Regions from separate parts of the Homo sapiens genome. Here region 2 is linked to region 1. A link is an interaction called in ENCODE POLR2A ChIA-PET data of the cell type or tissue named here. Cell type or tissue: MCF 10A. All regions are shown on one strand. Each heading gives the region's core, and the rest is flanking DNA. Links, peaks and the distances in the headings are about the cores only.

Region 1 (7,634 bases), core at 854-5,853:
GACGTTGTGAGTCAATTTTTCTTCTAAGACTCCTACACTTTCTTATACTTCTTAATTTTATTCAGAATTTAAAAAATTATGTTAAAATTTTAGGGCAGTTGAAGGGACACTAAAATACTCAAAAGGGGGTCAGTAACTAAAGCCACTGAGGAAGGTGGGAGTGGAGCTCAGCATGTCAAAAGAAGAATTGATCGAGTGATGATGCCACTCCAACAATGGTCTGGATCAGCAATCAGAACATGGGAAACTGCTGACCACACTTAGTGGGAAAGTAGACTGGTTGTGCTTTATATTAAATATCAGTAATAAGCTGGAATCAAAAATGCTAAACTTCAGATTGCTACACCAAGCTACCCAAAACACCCCAGGACCTATGCATTCTGGTTAGTCAAAACATTTCTGTATAATGGAACAAAGCAATTGCCAGTAGTTAATCCATGAGAAGCATACTTTGCTGTTTGGTTGGTTTTTTGCTTAGTTTTGGTTTGGGGGGAAGTTCTTTTATATCTGATTTAAAGACTATTACATTGCAAGTTTCATGACTTACAACCATAGTTGGAATGTTCTGTATGAGAAAGAATGTTTTCATTAGCAATCAGTCATTTTTAGGTTAGGACTGAACTAATCAGGCCAACACCACCTCATGATCATCGGTATTAAAAACTATTGATAGATGTAAACATGTGATTGGCTGTTTAACTGTTTTCCATTGTCAGAATGAAATTAACCTGTGAAATTAGAGCCATGCGTGTTCCATTCACACTGGAAAAAGCCAAGAGAGGGAAAATGTTCTTTGCCTCCAAAGCAAGTTTTTGAGATTTCTGCTCTACGATGATTTTCCCCTTAAAATGAGAGATGAGAAAAGAAATTAAAGATAATCATATCTGCCTAGGTTTTAGTTGGATTGGGGCCTATCTTCATTAGTAATAAATCTCATATTTCCTCATCATTAAAAAGAACTTGATCCAGACAATACATGCTCATGTTCAGTGGAGAAGATCACGAGATTATCCAAAGTGGGCTAGCCTTGGCTTTGCATTTGTGTATGGATGAGGCTGATATTGGATTTAATTTCAAACCACAAGGTGTAGCCCCAAGAGAAAGGAGCCATTCTGGAAACTAATTGGCTTTTTCCATCCTACCTTCAACTCAAACATCATTAAACTCTGTTTCTAGCAGGAGGAGACTGTTCCTGCATGCAGATGTAGGGAAGTGGTTAAGGGGCTTTAAAGGGCTTCACTGCATGTAAAATAAATAACACAGGAATCAGAGTGTTAAAAATAGAAGCTCTGAGTAAATAGCTATAGCTTTGTGGCCAACAGGTCGAATGCTCACTCTCAGTATTAAATGGGCAAAAATAAAGTTATGCTGTCCATATGGATGAAAGCAAAGCATGTATAAAAGATGATGCACAGAGTGGATAATACCCTTCAGATAAGTGGTGTATTAATCAGGGTTCTCCATAGAAACAGAACCAATAGGTTGTGTGTATATATATATATGGAAAGAGATTTGTTTTAAGGAACTCACGTGAACATCGAGACAGGCAAGTTCAAAATACTCAGGGAGGGCTGGCAAGCTGGAGACTCAGGAAGAGCTGATGTTGCAGTTCAAATCTGCTAGAATGGCCTCCTGCTTGTGGAGGTCAGCCTTTTGTTCTATTCAAGCTGTCAACCAATAGATGAGGCCCACCTGCATTACAGAGGGCAGTCTGCTTTGCTCAAATTTAGCAATTTAAATGTTAATCTCATCTAAAAACACCCTCAAAGAAATGTGCAGAATAGTGCTTGACTACATACCTGGGCCCCGTGGCCCAGCCAAGTTGACACATAAAATTGACCACCTCAAGTGGGAATGGGCATTGCACATGGTGCTGTTTGCAATACCAGCACACTGAAGCGAATGATGAAGACGGGAGGCCTTAATCTATCTCTCCTTCTTAAAGCACTGATGATTTTATTTACAACTAAAATAGGTTGGCAGGGTGCAGTGGCTTACGCCTAGAATCTTAGCATTTTGGGAGGCCGAGGCGGGTAGATCCCCTGAGGTCAGGAGTTTGCAACCAGCATGACCAACATGGTGAAGCCCCGTCTCTACTAAAAATACAAAAATTAACTGGGCGTGGTGGTGGGCACCTGTAATCCCAGATGCTTGGGAGGCTGAGGCAGGAGAATCACTTGAACCTGGGAGGCGGAGATTGCATAATATTTAACTCCAGCCTGGGCAACAAGAGTGAATGAAACTCCATCTCAAAAAATTAAAAAAAAGAAATAATAAAATTAAAATAGATGAAAATATTGTTGGCCTTAAGTAAAGCCTAATATAGAAGATATTTTAGGAAAACTGTTGTAATCTTATTGCTTATGTTTGTAACATTTCTGCTAGATTTGCATTTATAAGAACAGCCAGGAAACAAAGATTTATGGTAAAAACGTGTGATCTCACGTACGTGGGTTAGTTTATCTTTTTTGAGGTTGTCTCTCACAGCCTGCTGCTAAAAATAAGCAGTCTTCTATTATTTGCTCACCTGTGATTTAGTCAGAAAAGCCAGTGTATTCTAATGAGTTGGGAAGAGGTGAAATTTCCATTCAGAATGGTAATTTTCTGTTAATCATCATTGAAACTGAAGAGCCTCCCAGATTGTTCCTCAACATTTGAATTGGCCTCAGTAAAAATGAAAGAAGACAAAGGAACATTTATATGAAAGTAAAATGTTCTTATTCTTTCTGGTTTTGCTAATAAAACTACCAGATTGGTTTCCTTGTCTTTGTCCTCTGATCTGTTTACATTCCTTTTATTATATTTTGGTGTGGCCCATTAAAAATATTGCCCCATACTAACTAGTATATTGAAAACGGATAGAATTAGATTTCGTAATAAAGTGAACTTAGTTCACTCAAATGTTAAGTCATTTCCTCCACTGAATCCTTGTAGACACAGGCATTTGGATTGTATCTTTACAATATGATATTGGAAAAGATGAGGGAATATTGGTAATTTGAGGTGAAAAAGAAAACTCTTATAATTGAATGTGGATGCTTTGTCTCTTCTTGGAGCAGAGGTTTAAGAAAGAAAAGGAAGAAACTCCACCACTACAAAGCTACCTTGGAGAACACTTAGACAAAAATTTCTCAGAGCATATGCTATTTGGTGAAAATTCACAAATTGCTCTTCATAGCTTTCTGAATTTGTGTCATATCTGCATTTTAAAATTGAATGTGCTGCAGTTCCAACCTGTATGCTTTTGAATGAACCTTAATGATGGGCCATTTCTTATTGCCGTCATCTGTGCCTTTCATTGCTGATTTATGTCAACTTCCTTTAAATGCATTGTGGTATTTAGGCAGTGGATAAGATAGTAATGCCATCGCATGCTGGTTGCTTAATGATGCAATTGCTTGAAAATTTAAAGCCCATAATAGCTTTAGGTCAGGTTCAGAAGTTCATGTTCCATGCCAGACATTTGAAGACTGAATCAGAGCCCGAGCACTGCCAAAATCATGCCACATTTGTCAAGCCTGGCCTTGGGTAAAAGCTGTTGGAAGCCGCCCATTCATCCAAGCCAATCACTGATAATGAAGCTTGAGGGAACATGAAATATCTTTTCTAAAAAGAACAGACAACCTCACCAGTTGGCTGCCTTTTTTTTATTTTTAGTATAATTACCAGGGGCAAACTGTCTTGCAGAATTGCTATCTTATATTAGCTTTGAGTTTGTGTTCTTGAGACCTGATGCAAGGATGTTTTATTAGCTAAGAATATGTGGTTTGAGGTCAGCTGAACATGATTCTTTCAGGTTTTTCTTGTGGGCTGTAATGTGATTGACTATTCTGTGGTGTGGAAGCTTACAGCTAGAAAAGAAACTTCAGGAGAACCACTTTCCTGTTTTCACGCTTATATTTTATCTGACTAATTCGCTTGGCTCCTGCCACAAACATCCATCAGTGAACAGACTTCTGCTACAGGGAAAGTTCTAGAAGAGCTGCCCACCTGGAACACTTCAGTCAAGCCTGAAGCTGGAATTGTAAAGTGTGACTGATTCCAAAATCACCATGCCCCAACCTACTCCTGCTAAATGTTAGATTTTTTTTTTTTTTTGGAAGCTGCATGTTACTTTTCCCCTTTTCTTTTTTTCAAAGGGCTCATAGTATTGGTTCCAGTATCTCAAAAGGATGTTTTGCAGATGAGAGAAAAGTACTTGAAAGAGTCTGAAACGCTGGAAGGACTAGAGATGTTAACTGGTCACTTTCCCTCACTCCTGCCTTTCATATTCCACACTCAGGTCTTTAAAGACTTTGGCTTTGAAGAGAGGAAATGAAATATGGGAGCCTCAAGGCTGATACTTATCCTAGCTTTTTTTTTTTTTTCTCATGAGTGTTCAGAGAAAGGAATTGAATTTGAATTCTCTGAAGCACCATATGATAGGTAGTTCTGATTAAGTTGTGGCTAGATGTCTTTGATGATGTTATTACCATCATCAAAAAAATGTTAACTAATTCCTCATGTATGTAAATCTTTGTAATTCAGAACACACTCACTTTACCTGATTCTCACAACCACTTGGTAATGAAGGCACGGCAGGTACTGGTTTCATCCTCATCCCCCAATGTGTAGATGCGGAAACTGAGGATGAGAGGTAAACCTTTCCCCAAGTTTCACAGATAGTAAGTGGCAAGTCTAAGACAAATCATGCTACGTCCAGTGCTTTTCCTGTATTTTATGCTGCCTCCTGCCTTCTGTCAGCAGATTTTGGTGGCTGTTGGAGGAAAGAAAATTATAAGAAAAATTATAAGAAAAGATCCTTGCTCTTGATGAGTTTAAGGTCTACCTGGAGAGACAGAACTGAGGCATGAAAGAGACAAAGAAGAATGCAAGGTAGGCTGTGCTAAGTGTTCAGTCAGTAGTTTTGAGGTTACTTGTTGCTGGAGCGTCATGTAGGAGAGGTGATTGATCGAAGGCAGGGACAGCAGAGAAAGCTTTCGGGAGGAAGTGAGAGTTGAGTTGGTCTTGAAAGGAGAGTAGGTCTTAGATAAAAGAGAGCAGAGCAGCTTGAGCAACTGTATCACAGAAGCAGATGCATATGACAGTGCGTAGGAGGCTGAGCAAGCAATTGTGCTGGACCCACATATTACATCAGGGAGACATTGCAGGCAAGGCTGCAGAAACAGCAAAAGGACCAGGATGTGAAAATCTTGAATGCCTGAATTTGGATTTAATCCATTAAATAAGGAGAAGATATCCAGGGCTTCAGAGCAGTAGCTTCATGTGTATAATCGATTAGAGACTGGAGATCACTGATGGGGGAGTAGTATATCAGTGCAGTTCATAAAGGTGGTAGAATTAAAATAAAGGAATGAATGACCAGGTCACACAAAGGAAAAAGGATCAGGATTTTCAGGGGAAAGAGGAGAAATAGAGTGATCATAAAATGTATTGTCCAACCTAGGACATTTTCCAAGACAAATGCTACACTGGTCAGGACAGTGGGAAAACAGGCACAAACTGGGACTTTCCTAGGCAAATTGAACATATGATCATACTGGTCAACAATGATGCTGGGGTTTTGAGACTGGGGCATTTGTGGTCATTGATAGAAGGAAAATCAGCAAGGCCAGTGATCTTGGATTTTAAGCTTCAAGATGACTGCAGTAAGTCAGGAGTAGATTTCCAGTGCAAAGTTAGAAATGCACAAAACTTGTCTGTATAACCCTTTGTTTCACCTTTCACTCCTCTTTTAAGCCCCCAACATTAAAAAAAAAAAAAGCACTTTCTTTTGAAGGAAGCAAACAAAGTAAGGAATGGCAGCCACATCCTAGTACTGTCAACATGTTGCATTGTAATTCTCCATTTTGAAACGTGAGCCTGGATGTACTGTCAGGAACTCCTCATCTTTGTGAGACTATGGCTTGCAAAAGCAAATCCTTGCATGTTTTCCCACATCCGAGGGGATCATTTGTCTCTGAAGTGGATTCAGACTACTTTGCGTTTCAAAACAGAATTGAACGTCTGTCAACCTGTTAAAAATTGAGATTTTCAGAAGGAAGAAGTGCGAACTAGAAGGCATGAGTGTGGGAACCCCTATAATCTATGATTTCATTATAGATCAAAAAGAATTTGTTCATTAATTATCAGTTAGCTTGGGACTTTTCAGAGAGGCAATTAAACCAAAATCTACTGAGCCAGGGTAATCATAAAACATAATTTTTATAATTAAATATGTCATTTAGGCTTTTATTTGACATTTTAGGTGATTTATGTGGCACTTTCCAGGCATTAGAAAAAGCTTGATCAATGCCGTGTATAAGATCTTCCTAGCATTACCCCCAAATAGATGAGTAACTTGTCATATGAGGTTAGAACAGGGTAGGCAGTTTCAAGCTCACAAAATGATCTGGAATCAGACCTGGATTTGCTAATGGGGGGAAGAGAAGAATCTTTTCCTCTTCCATCCTAGGTTCACAGCTGAGGCCCCTATAACAAGAGATAGTTTAATGAGAGAAAAGCATGCAAATTTACTTAATACAAGTTGTTGTTGTTGTTTGTTTGAGATAAGGTCTGTCTGTTGCCCAGGTTCTAGTGCAGTGGTATGATCACAGCTCACTGCAGCCTCGACCTCTTAGGCTCAAGTGATCCTCCCAGCTCAGCCTCTCAAGTAACTGGGCATGCACAGCCATGCACCACCACACCTGGCTAATTTTTTAAATTTTTCATAAAGGTGAGGTCTCATTATGTTGCTCAGGCTGGTCTCGAACTCCTGGGCTCAAGTGATCCTCAGCCTCAGCCTCCCAAAGTGCTGGGATTACAGATGTGAGCCACCACATCTGGCCTTTAATCTAAATGACACAGGAGTCTTCATAAGGAAATGAAGACCTAAAAAAATAGTTAAACTTCTGTGTTTCTATGCTAAGTCTGTTGAAGAGTGAACAGTCATGGAGACGTATGATTGGATAAAGGTCTGATCTAATGGTAATAAGTGGGGGGAACTTAGCAAGGCCTGTTTGTTCAGGTTCTTCTTGGCATCTGTGTCTTAGGCACTTTTCTTTAGGTAAAGAGAGGGTACCTCTCCCATGAGGGTCTTATGACCTGCTTCATGGGAGAAGGGGAGGTGGGTGAAATGAGAGTGACCATCCCATTTCTGCTTTTTCTCAAATGACAAGGTGCCATATTTTGGGGTAGCATGTTTTGAACTCCATCACCAAGGAGAGGGTATGTCCTCTTGCCTTGTAAGGAACCTGGTCCACCAGGAAGCCTGAGGCAGTCATCACCCAGAGCAGGAATTTGAAACACTGACTCTCCATGGTCAGTTTTGTATTCTCCAGTCCTACTTTGTAGACATTATGTACAAGAGAATTTATCAGATTCAAAATAACTTGGTGGGAATATTCAGAAATATCTCACTTAAAAAAAAATCCCCACGTTGGCTGTTTAAAAACCAACAAAAATAGTAACATTTTAAGTCTTGCTTGGAGTTCAAAATGAGCTTGGAAACCATCTGCCCTGACTTAATCTAGAGCGTTCACTGAGTGTAGACAACTCTACATAGGTGCTGTGAGGGATCCAGAGATTTCTAAGCCCAGCTGGAAGTCCTACACTCTGTATCTATGAACCAAGTGGAGAACAGGTGTTTATTACAC
Region 2 (7,634 bases), core at 1,089-6,088, 100 kb before region 1:
GTTTGTTTGTTTGAGACAAGATCTCACTCTGTCACCCAGGCTAGAGTACAGTGGTGTGACCTTGGCTCACTGCAGCCTCCACCTCCTGGGCCCAAGCAATTCTCTGACCACAGCCTCCCAAGTAGCTGGGACTGCAGGTGTCCACCACCATGCCTGGCTAATTTTGTGTGTGTGTGGTTTTTTTTTTTTTTTTTTTTTTTTTTTTTTTTTTGTAGAGACAGGGTTTTGCCCTGTTGTCCAGGCTGGCCTCGAACACCTGGACTCAAGCAATCCTCCTGCCTCAGCCTCCCAAAGTGCTGGGATTACAGGTGTGAGCCACCATGCCCGGCCAATCGTTTTCTTATATAGCAAAAATTGCTTTTCTCTTTATTTACATTGTGTGTCAAATTGGTAGACTTAGCCACTGTGTATTGAGAAAAAAACACATCCATTGATTAAATCCTTGCTGCATTTGGCAACAGTTTATAGGAAAAGGGAGAATTTCTGAAGATCATGCTATGATGCCTCTGGGATACGTTCAGTTGGAGAAAATCTAATCTCATGTATTATTGTATTGTACAGAGTGCCAATTATTGACAGTGACCATAAAAAACAAAGACCTGTTACAAAGCCTGTTAGGTGAACAGACTATTCACGGAGTTGTCTTTGGTTTTGCCAAATTGGATCAAGAGTTTCACCTGGGTTTTATTAAGATGATTGTGCTTTAGCTTTTTAACATAAATGTCTTTTAATGTTTAAAATGTGCAAGTCCTTGTAGACTTGTTAGATCCGGAAACATCGATTCAGCATGGATTCTGTGCCAGGCATTGGGAATACCTTAGTTTTCTTTCAGTGGGCAGTGGAAGACTTGGGAGAACTCCTCACAACAGAATCCTAAGGGAAGAGTCCTTTCAGACTCACTGCAAGTTTCATTACTAGAGAAACTTGCATTTTCACATTTGTATGTTCATGGGAGTATGAGATGATTGATACAGTTAATCTTATTTGAGGATGTCCTTGTACTGTTTGAAAATGTGACTGCCGAAACACTGTAACATTGCCTTCGTACTTTAAATAACTGAAAGATGTGTTTTATTTTATAGTTGAATTAATAACACTTCTAGCACATTAAGAATCCAAATAATGCTGGGCGCGGTGGCTCATGCCTGTAATCCCAGCACTTTGGGAGGCCGAGGCAGGCTGATTGCCTGAGGTCAGGAGTTTGAGACCAGCCTGGCCAACGTGGTGAAACCCCGTCTCTACTAAAAATACAAAAATGAGCCAGGTGTGGTGGCACGCACCTGTAATACCAGCTACTCAGGAGGCTGAGGCAGGAGAATCGCTTGAACCCAGGAGGCGGAGGTTGCAGTGAGCTTTGATCGCGCCATTGCACTCCAGCCTGGGCAACAAGAGCGAAACTCTCTCAAAAAAAAAAAAAAATCCAAATAATATTAAAAGCCTACTTTTGTGTACCAGCATGCTAATAAACAGATTTCCATTAAAATTAGTCCCTGTACTCTAAGCTTGTGGCATATTTTAGAAGCCCTTAAAATAAATACTAAATGTCCTAGCCCTCAGTTTTATGAGCCTGCACTTTCCCATTAAGATGTATTGGGAATCAGGTGTGTAAAGTTCCCATTCATTTTCTACCATCAGTTAACGTGAGAGGGAAGTTACTTTCAAAACTTTACAAGATTATCAAAATGCACGAGAACTTGACTTTGGAGATGTTTACACCCACATACCTACATTTTGGGGCACAAGAGAAATAGAGGAAGAACCAGAGGAAATGTGGATCTATTTTGAGGATTGGCAACTGTGTTTTCTAGGTCTTAAAATTACTTTTTTTTTGAAGACAAAAGTGAAGCTTTATGCTATGTATTTAAATAATTGCAAATCTCTCTCTCTCAGTGCTTCTCTCACCTGGAAGGACCAGTGTGAATGACCCCACTGTAAATGGATTCTGTTCATGTGACTTTTCGTTTGTCCTATTTGCCTTATAATTTGGTTTGACATCAGCTGAAGAAAGTGTGTCAGATCAGTTCTGGGATAGTGCACCAGCTCTGTGCCAGAAAATGAGTGATAACACCTTGTGTAATGAATCAAAAGTTGGAAGACATTTTCTGTTACAACAGCTGGAAACATTTTCTCCAGTTTACGTGAAGATTGCTGAGTAATTGGCATTCCAGGAAGGTAAAGGACCGGATCTGTCCCTGGGGGTGAGGCTTTGTAGAAAAGAATAAAATCATCTTGTATGTTGAATCCAGCCCAGGGATAATATCAATAAATGTAGAATAGCAGCTAGTGTTTCTTGAATGTTTACCGTATGCCAGGCACTAACTAAAATTTCGATTTTTTACCCCATTAACAGTATTATGGGAGTAGATACTATTGTTATCTCCCTTTCACAGATGCAGAATCAGGGGGAAAGTAACTGGCCCAAGTGATTAGTACCTGGTCAAGGCAGACTGACATTCTTAACCACAGTGTCATATCTGACATTATATAGTGTTTTCCAAATACTTTAAGTATATAAAATTCATGTGCATCTTTTTTTTTTTGGTAAGAATGCTCACAATTTATTGCTGAGCTTTATTGGTGTGCCTGCTGGAGTTTAAAAATACTTTTCTTCTGAAATTATCAAATTCCTGTGATTTGTCAGTCTTTAAACACATTGAGATTAATATACTACCCTGTTAAAAGGGTTAGACTGGGTTGCCAAAAGACAGTAAATGTTGAGAAAGCTACTGAAATGTCTTCTTTCAATTTCTTCTAAGTGTTTCTTGCTATTTTGATTCCTATTTGGATTGTTAATGATTATGAAAATAATCCATTTAGAGTAATTTTAAAAACTTAAGAATCTTACTTTAGATTATTATAAAAATTTATATTCCCAATAGTGGAAAAAGAACATTTTTAATGTAACTAACACATCACAGAGATATACAGTACAACTATTTTATAGAGTGTGAATATCGCAAAATTTAAAAACATGTCAACTTTAAAATAAAAAATGATTACAGCTTTATTAAGCTATAATTTTCGTACTACAAAAAGCACCCATTTTAAGTATATTATTTAATGATTTTAATAAATGCATAGAATCATGCAACCATCACCACATTCCAGTGTTAGACACTTTGACCAAGAAAGTTCCTTCATCTGCATTTGCAGTCAATCTGGGCTCCCACCCCTAGCCCAGCAGCCACTGATCTGCTTATTAGTCACATCAGCTTTTAAATGTTGACCTCATTTTTCTATCTGCTTTTATAGAAAAGTCTCCTTTCTACCTTCTAAGTCATTTGTGTAATTATGGATTCACTAAGTTCATCGCCTTTAACCTGTAACTGTAGCCTCCATCCTCTCCAGCTCGGTTTGACTAGCTCTGGGTTTTATTGAGGTTTTATAAGTAACTTATTACAGAGGTTATGTAGCCAGTTTCAGCACTGTGAGCCACTTATTATCTTTGCACTCTTTGCACATACGGCATTTCTGAGCTCACTCCAGACTTAGGTATCCAGGAGAAGAAAGCTTTCATGTTCATGGCAGGATGGAATAATTACTGTCTTCTAAGCCCTAGGGATGCTTCCTTGGGGTCTATTCTTCTCTCCTACCTTCTTGGGGCCCCATTTGGTGACATTTGCTTTGTTACAGTCCAAAATACCATTTATAAGCTGATTAGGTTTCACATGATATTAACATATTTCAAGCTGTGTATATCTTTTTGCATTTCATAGTTAAAATATGGCTTCCATGTGCTTTGTCTGTTCCTTGGATGAGATCCAATTATTTCATAATCTCTGTCATTCCCTCTTCATGGTGAGTTTCCCACTTGTCCTTTCATCACTTTGCTATTCAAGATCTTTGAGGACTTTTAAAAGATTACCTATTTCTTTCTTCTCAAGGAAAGAGACTTAATTGTGCATTTTAATATTCTGCCGTACAGTAAAGCTGCACCTGGGGGATTATGTTCACTGAACCATCATTGAAAATGCCTTTGTACTTCAGTGTTAAGATGCTGCTGGCCTTTGGATTCCAGAAAAGATTGTGTATTCAGTGTATACTTATCTTCTTTTTCTTGTTCAAGGCCATCTCTAAACCAAAAACAAGGACCGGTCTCCCCTGTGAAGCCTCTTACAAGATGGGAAAGAAAAGCTGGTCTCTGGCTGAGATTCAAAGGCCTTGGGCTTATATCTAGGCATAGTTCTGAGGTTAGTGAGGAACTGAGATTGCTTCCCAGATTTTTCTCCCTTTCTGACCTCCTTCTTGGTAATCTGTCTCTCCAAAGAACCAAAGGGGTTTTGGTGGTGGTTAGCTACATTAAAGAAAATTACATACAAAAAACCCTTTCAAAACCAATGGAACTTGTTTATAGTTTTTAACCCTCTCTTTTGGGGGCTTTATTATATAGGTCTTATTATTAAATTGAAATTAAATAAAATAGTGATTTAGTTTGTTTATTATATGGTTTATTGTAATTTCCTTTAGCTAAAGCTGACAACAGAAAATAATATCAATGAAATGGAAAAATTCTTTTAATTCCAGGAATTTAAGACAAAATCCTCTATCTTTAATTTAGTTTTTCTTATTTTATCTACAACAATGGCTCTTAAATTTTGGGGCTTGCATTCCCCTTTGAGAATCTTATGACTGCTATGGCCATATCCTCAAGAAAGTTATGCTTCTCAGATGAGGTAGCATTTAATTTTTCTACTATGTTTCTCAGCAGTGTTCAGTCTTTGACTCTCATATTTTGGGGGAAGGGGTGGTGGAATTTATATGTCCATGATATTTACTTATCCGGTGACATAAATCAAGTCTTGTTTTAGATCATCTTTAATTTTCTTGCATTAAGTAGTGGTTTTTTGGAAACATTTGGGAGTTTGAGCCCAGAAAGATATGAGAGAGCCGGGCACAGTGGCTCACACCTGGACTCCCAGCATTTTGGGAAGTTGAGGCGGGCGGATTGCCTGAGCTCAGGAGTTCGAGACCAGCCTGACCACCACAGTGAAACCCGTCTCTACTAAAAATGCAAAATATTAGCTGGATGTGGTAACACATGCCTATAGTCCCAGCTACTCAGGAGGCTGAGACATGAGAATCACTTGAACCTGGGAAGCGGAAGTTGCAGTGAGCCAAGATCACATCACGGCACTCTAGCCTGGGCGACAGAGTGAGATTCTGTCTCAAAAAATACAAAACAAAACAAAACAAAACAAAAAAAACAAAAAAAAAAAACAAAGAGAGAGAGATAGAGAGATATCAGAGGATACATTCTGCCACCTGTGTTCATTCATGACTGATTATCAAAAGAAATTTCTGGTTCTTGACAAAACATTTTCTGTTCATAGAGAAATTGTTCAGTTCAACTGGGCATGGGTTTGCTTTCTGTCACTTGCTGGAAATTCTTTACTGGAACAAAAAGTCTAGTGCTTGTGCATAAGGGAAGACATAGACATGTGGTCCTTCCTCACACCTGCTTCCTCACTCCTGCTTCCTTTTTGCTCCTCATTTTTCTTTTCCATCTTAACTTTTCCCCATCACTTGAGCCTTCAGTAAGTGTGAGATAATTTCACTTTTCTTCTCATGTGATTATTTCACTTACAGGAAATCATATTCCTGGCCCGAAATTGTTTCTTCTTTCACAGCAGATGCTCTCCAGGGCTCTTCATCATTTTGTCCTGAGCAATACATTTTCAAAATGTAAAGTGCTTCCCGGCTGATAGCTCTGGAGCCACTAGGGGGTTTAGGAATGTGGTGCAGTAACGACATTTGTCTTAATACCCTTTAAAAACTGTAAGTAAAGTATAATTATTGCTTAGAAACTTTTTCCTTAAAAAGGAATTGATTTTACAGCCACAGGGTGTATAGCAACTACCCATGACTGGCAGTTAGTGGGGATCAAGTAAGAGTCCGCATTTCTGAGTTGGTTTAATAACGCAACAGAACACCAACAGCTGATAGCTCCTGGTTTTGACCATTAAATTGCTTTAAATTGGTTTTATTCTAACTATCTGTTGTTAATTTTGTATTCATAACCATTGGTTAAATATAGGAGGTGAACAAGGAGCAGAATATAAATGACGATAATGCCAGCTTTTATAAAGCACGTTAAGGTGTTTCTAGCATTTAAGAAAATAATAATAAAAAGAAAATACAATGATAATTGAATCCAATGTAGCTTTTATTTACTGAGATTAAAACTGTCTGACTATGACTAAACAAGATGATTTGTGGAGGGGTGCAAAATTTATATCAGGTCAAAAAAGGCAGATTTTTAAAAAATGCTGTAACATATTTTAATTTGTCTACATTTTAATATAGACTTGACTCTAATGCCAAATAAGGTCTAGTCATTAAAAAAATTTTTGGCTGGGTGCCTGTAGTGCCATCTACTAAGGAGGATGAGGCAGGAGGATCACTGGAGTCCAGGAGTTTGATACCATACTGGACAATATGGTGAGACCCCGTCTCAAAATAATAATAATAATTTTTTGTGCTTAAATCATATATTTGCCATATAAATTAAAATTACCTGAAAATATGTAAGACAGGTTGATTGGGAAGAACAAACTTTGTCTTTATATTCCACAAATACTATCTAAGCTCTATTAATGTATTTCTAATTTTAAATATTTTATTTTAAATAACTATCACTAAAAAATGTCAAAATTATTCTAAAATTCCTTAGGGTATTTGAGAGGCTAAATAGTTCTGTGAAGGAATTCCTGAAAGAAAAAAAAAGGACTGGAAACATAGGGACATGGATTGTAGTCAGGTGATTGAATGATAATGTGCTAGCAATGACTTTGGGAATATCGAGGTCCTCAGGGGTCTCTAGCATGGTACTTTGCTTTGACCAGGTGCTTGGTAAATGTTTGTTCATTAAAAGAATTTATGTATATAATATATGGTACTTTAATCACACGGTGCTGTTTTCATTTAAAAACATGGAAGTCATGGTCTACTATATGGAAACTTAAGTAGGTGATTTGTAGCCACCATGGGAGCCCTTGGCTGGGAGATTCACTGTAGCAAATATCCTTTCACAGATCCAAGACCTGGTAGTACTGAATGAAGTGATGGTTTTACCCACATGATGACTTCTGTCAATCAAAATGAAAAATATACCCACTTTCTTATTCCTACCGACTTCTTAAATAATTTGCCAATCTGTTGCAAATATGGTACACTGCCAATTTTCAAAGTTAGCTATGTGAGCAGTCCTTCCTCCAATTATAGGACCAGTTACATAATGAAGGTTTGATGTAGAAGTAAGGATTTCAAGAACAGTCTGATGCTTGGCATAGAAGTAAGGATTTCAAGCTGCAGTCTGTTAATAGTTTTGAAGTATTGTTATTATTTTTGTCTCTTATTCGGGAAGGCCTAATTATCAGTGATGTTAACAATACTTTCCTCTCCAAAGCCATTTTTTTCTTTTTTTTTGACTTGTCTTATTTTCAAGCTTCTAAAATTCAGATTATACCTATTTTGTGCAGCCTGGGCTCTTGCCTAACATGCAAAGGATATTTAGACGGTAGAATTCATAGAATTTAGTAACTGATTGGATATGGGAAGGAACAGGAAGACGTGAAGAAAAGGAAAAGGAAAGAAAACGCCTCTCGCGGCCGGGCGCGGTGGCTCACGCCTGTAAT

The links. ChIA-PET counts read pairs that join two places held together with the same protein. Peaks named below come from ENCODE experiments on the same cell type or tissue, not always from the same donor. Only the 100,000 strongest peaks of a DNase experiment are listed, where the experiment ranks them.
Region 2: POLR2A ChIA-PET joins it to region 1 with 6 read pairs; 3 of 35 experiments call an interaction of 5 or more read pairs at or near these places.

Annotation. Positions count from the first base shown.
Region 1 is chr13:35,990,573-35,998,206 of GRCh38, reverse strand. All of the region lies in intron 3 of DCLK1 (doublecortin like kinase 1), which reads left to right. Among named protein-coding and RNA genes, the nearest start is that of DCLK1, 140 kb to the left of the region's middle. RefSeq lists an enhancer at 4,224-4,725. In MCF 10A, for the core only: no CTCF peak of the experiment used is centred there; a DNase peak (open chromatin) is centred at 3,496.
Region 2 is chr13:36,092,757-36,100,390 of GRCh38, reverse strand. All of the region lies in intron 3 of DCLK1 (doublecortin like kinase 1), which reads left to right. Among named protein-coding and RNA genes, the nearest start is that of DCLK1, 35 kb to the left of the region's middle. In MCF 10A, for the core only: no CTCF peak of the experiment used is centred there; no DNase peak of the experiment used is centred there.